Regions from separate parts of the Homo sapiens genome. Here region 2 is linked to region 1. The links are chromatin loops, found by intact Hi-C in ENCODE. Cell type or tissue: PC-3. All regions are shown on one strand.

Region 1 (2,500 bases):
GTTTTATATGACTGGAAGTGGAGGAAAACCAGATATCCAGGATCACAGTGATGTTTCCCACAGTTCCCTGAATTGTTTCTCAGTCTTAACATTCTTTCCCCATGAAAATCAGACCAAGTCACTCTGCTGCTCATAAACCGTCAGTGGCTCCCTATGGCCCACAGGATAAGGCCCAGTTTTCATATGGTGTTCAGTAGCCTGCATGACTCATTTTGACCCTTCCAGCCTGAGTGTCACTGAGAATATCGAGTCTATTCACTAAACAGCTGGCCTTTGCCTGGCACCCTAGTTCATTGCTGTCACTCACACAGGCCCTTCTGCCAGGAAAGGCCACTGCCTGTCTCTCGCCTATCTGGCTGTGGCCCAGTCCTCTGTGACAGGCCAAGTCTCAGCAGCATCTCCCCATGGAGGCCATTCCTGGCCTGCGGAACTGAACACACTGCGTTCCAGAAGTCTGAGCACGGTTTTCCATTCTAACAACTTCCGAAGTATGAATGCCATAAACTTAACAAAAATTAGCATTTGAAATTTTGTGTAATTTTCCTTTACACTTACTTAGTTCTGTGATTTTGAAAGACTAGATTTTAAATTTAAATTTAAATTTTTTTATTTCAGTTCCTCTGACTGAAGATGGTGAATAATGACTAAAAATGAAAGTTAAATTTACAAAGCTAAGTAAGTGCCAAGGATTTAAATAGACTTCAAAATAATTTTAAAAATAAATTAGTAAAACTATAGAGTCCGAAGATCAGGGTTGCTAGGAGTTCAGCGGGTGGGAGGGGATAAGGGGTAAACGGGAGCCCAGGGAACTTTTAGGGCAGGGAAGCTGCTCTGTGTGACTATGTAATGGTGGATGCATGTCATTATGCATTCGTCAAATCCCATAGAACGTACGACACCAAGAGTGAGGCCTAATATAAACCATGGGCTTTATTTAATAATAATGTGTCAATATTGGTTCATCAACTGTGACAAATGTACCACACTAATGCAAGATGTTAAAAATGGGGGAAACTGGGCAGGCGTGGTGCCTCATGCCTGTAATCTCAGCGCTTTGGGAGGCCGAGGTGGGTGGATCACCTGAGGTCATGAGTTTGAGACCGGCCTGGCAAACATGGTGAAACCCTGTATCTACTAAAAATATAAAAATTAGCCGGATGTGGTGGTGTGCGCCTGTAGTTCCAGCTACTCGGAAGGCTGCAAGGCAGGAAAATCGCTTGAGCCTGGCAGGCGATCTCACCACTGCCCTCCAGCCTGGGCAACACAGCGAGAATCTGCCTTACCAAAAAAAAAAAAAAGATTAGTGGATGAAACAAGACTAAAACCTGGTTACAGCGGCTAAAAATTTCAGCCAGACAGGGGCACTTTAAATATTCAAACAAGGTCAGCGAGCACCCTTAGAAAACACAGGAAGTGCCTGCGGTTCCTTAGTTATACCAGCAGGTGGAGCTCTCCCCCCACCTATGATCAAGGTACTCAGGCAATGGAAACAAAATTAAGTTTAGGTGTAGAAAATTTTCTGCTTCTTCCCTGGGATCCGGCAAATATAACAAGGGGCTATATACACACCAGGTGTTCAACACATAATTGAGTCGAAAAACAAGGCTCAGATGCATTATATAGAGAGAAACTGGAAAGGACGTGGATCCTTGAATGCCAGGTGTTCGCATTCAGGCTCCCTGTCTCAGTTTCCGTCTCTGAAAAATGTCAACAATAATATTCAAGGAATTATTGTTGGGAAGATTAAACAAGTTAATGAGTAAAACAGTTTTTTAGAGTGTCTGGCACTTTCAAGCCCTATATAGGTGTTAGTAATTATCAGTTTATTTCTTTTTTTAATGAGACAGAGTTTCGCTTTGTCTCCCAGGCTGGAGTGCAGTGGCACAATCTCGGCTCGCTGCAACCTCCGCCTCCCAGGTTCAAGCGATTCTCCTTCCTCAGCCTCCTGAGTAGCTGGGATTACAGGTGCCTGGCACCACGCCCGGCTAATTTTTGTATTTTTAGTAGAGACGGAGTTTCGCCGTGTTGGCCAGGCTGGTCTCGAATTCCTGACATCAGGTGATCCATCCGCCTTGGCCTCCCAAAGTGCTGGGATTACAGCCGTGAGCCACCACTCCCGGCCGGTTTATTTCTTAAGCTGCTTTGTTGAGGTATACCTGATATACAACAAACTGCACATATTGTAAGTATACAATTGCCAAGTTTTGACATATGTATGTACCCAAAGGTTTCCTTGTGGTCCGCTCTTGTTCTTTAGCAATCACTGACCTGTTTTCTTTCACTGTAGATTAGTTTGGATTTTCTAGAATTTTATATAAATGTAATCATACAGCATGCACGCTTTTTAATTCAGCTTCTTTCACTCAGCATATTTATTTTCGTTTCATCCACATTGTTGCGTGTATGAAGCTCGTTTCCTCTGGTTGCTATGTGGTATTCCATTGTATGATTATACTAGTTTATCTGTTAATGGACATTTGGCTGTTTCCAGTTTTGGGGT
Region 2 (2,500 bases), 420 kb after region 1:
TGGGAGGCAGGTTTGCCCTATGCAGTTCTCAGCTTGACTTTCCCTTTGGCTTAGTGATTTTGGGGTCCCAAGATTTATTTTCCTTTCACGCTAATCAGTTCCTCTCTAGAGTTTTACATATGGAGGCGAGATGTGAGAAAAATTATGGCTGACATGGGGGCTAAGTCAGATTGATTTGTTTTAGACAAAAATGAATTTTATATCTGAATATTTTGGAGAAAATTCATGCAACTCCTATCTGCATAATAAATTCACTGCCACAGTGAACTTAAATGTCACCTTGGCCGGGTGCGGTGGCTCACGCCTGTAATCTCAGCACTTTGGGAGGCCGAGGTGGGTGGGTCATCTGAGGTTGGGAGTTCAAGACCAGCCTGACCAACATGGTGAAACCCCGTCTATACTAAAAATACAAAATTAGCCAGGCATGGTGGTGCATGCCTGTAATCCCAGCTACTCAGGAGGCTGAGGCAGGAGAATCACTTGAACCTGGGAGGCGGAGGTTGCGGTGAGCTGAGATCACACCATTGCACTCCAGCCTGGGCAACAAGAGCGAAACTCCATCTCAAAATAAATAAATAAACAAATAAATAATGTCACTTCCATCAACATATGAACTGCACTACAAGATAATAGTGAGCCTTTAGACTTTTGGGAAGAGAAATACCAAATAAAAATAAGATGATACATAATCATTTTTATGACTCCCACTGAAATTTTCTTTTTTGCCTGGATGAAAACAGTTGAAGCAATGGATTCTCATAATGAGTAAGAGAATCGGGTCAAATGAACCCGTCTCCAAGGAGATTTAAAATGCTTTTCAAACCCTCTTGATAGTAACCACGATTTATGCATTTTCTTTGAATTCTATTATTCTGGGCCCAGCTTGCCGGCTTGTCTTACATCATTATTTTAGACTAAAGCTCCATCTTCTGGAGAAGGAATGATATATAACAACTACTCAACACATTGACTAACAGTCAAACTCAATTTGGAAGTTCCTGAGATGGTGTCTTTCTTAGTCATCTCAACAATTTCTCATTGGCAGCTCATTTTTCCCCCTCTGGAAAGAATGTCATCTCAGTGGGGCATGGATGCTAGATGGAAGCTATTGATCACCTTCCCATTCTTGAGGGGAGATTCATAGCCTACTTCTATTTTTATGTTTATGGTTTCTGCAGCAGGAGACTGATTGGAATAATTCCCCTCCCCTCTGCATGTTCCTCGTATCATTGAATAGGTACCGGGTATTATTTTCATATTCTCTAGAGAAATCTATTTATCTGCAGCTCTTGCTATATTTTATTCATATGGTCTATTCTGAAGCTCCTTTTGAATGCAAATATTTTATTTTATTTTATTTTATTTTGAGACAGGATCTTGCTCTGTTGCCCAGGCTGGAGTGCAGTGGCATAATCAGCTTACTGCAGCCTCAACCTCCTGGGCTCAAGTGATCCTCCCATCTCAGCCTCCTGAGTAACTGGGACTACAGACATGCCATTACCCCTGGCTCATTTTCGTATTTTTTGTAGAGGTGGGGTTTTGCCATGTTGCCTAGGCTCCTGGGCTCAAATGATCCTCCCTCTTTAGCCTCCCAAAGTGCGGGGATTACAGGTGTGAGGCACTGTGTCCAGCCTGAATGTAAATATTTTAAGGGTTTAGGTTAATGGTATATTTTTGAGAGATTAAAAAATGGTCACTTTTTCCTTTTTTTTTTTTTTTTTAAACAAACTAAATTTTTTAAGAATAGTTTTAGCTGGGCACAGTGGTTCACACCTGTAATCTCAACACTTTGGGAGGCCAAGGCAGGTGGATCACCTGACGGCAGGAGTTTGAGACCAGCCTGGCCAACATGGTGAAACCCTGTCTCTACTAAAAGTACAAAAATTAGCCAGGCATGGTGGTAGCTCCCTGTAATCCTAGCTACTTGGGAGGCTGAGGCAGGAGAATCATTTGAACCCGGGAGGTGGAGGTTGCAGTGAGCTGAGATTGCGCCACTGTACTCTAGCCCAGGCAACAAGAGTAAAACTCCATCTCAAAAAAAAAAAAAAAGAATAGTTTTACATTTTACAAAAATTGTGAAGGTAGTACAGTGTCCTCATACATCCTGACTCAGTTTCCCCTGTTAGCTTACATTAGTGTGGTGCATTTGTTACAATCAACGATCTAATATTGATGCATTAACTAAAGCCCATACTTTATTCGGACTGCCTTAGTTTTTACCTTGTGACAGATTTCCTGTTCCAGGATCCCATCAAGGATACCAATTACATTTAGTTGTCATGTCTCTTTAGGGTCCTCTTCGCTGTGACAGTTTCTCAGAATTTGTTTTTGATGACAGTTCTGAGAAGTACTGGTCAGGCAATTTGCAGCACGGCCCTCTACTGAGATTTGTCTGATGTTTTTTTTTCATGATTAGCTGAGGTTATGGATTTTTGGAAGAAAGATGATAGTGGTAAAATGCCATTTTTATCAAGTGATACCAGCGCATACTGTTGACATG

What was found. Peaks named below come from ENCODE experiments on the same cell type or tissue, not always from the same donor. Only the 100,000 strongest peaks of a DNase experiment are listed, where the experiment ranks them.
Region 2: it touches region 1 in a loop (9-fold over the local background); 35 of 110 quality-filtered maps call a loop at or near these places.

The regions. Positions count from the first base shown.
Region 1 is chr16:10,736,192-10,738,691 of GRCh38, reverse strand. No RefSeq gene overlaps it. Among named protein-coding and RNA genes, the nearest start is that of NUBP1, 6.4 kb to the left of the region's middle. RefSeq lists an enhancer at 935-984. In PC-3, a CTCF peak has its summit at 1,439 (motif pointing right); a DNase peak (open chromatin) is centred at 1,421; H3K4me3 peaks cover 565 bases; H3K27ac peaks cover 528 bases.
Region 2 is chr16:10,313,438-10,315,937 of GRCh38, reverse strand. No RefSeq gene overlaps it. Among named protein-coding and RNA genes, the nearest start is that of ATF7IP2, 71 kb to the left of the region's middle. In PC-3, a CTCF peak has its summit at 938 (motif pointing left); no DNase peak of the experiment used is centred here.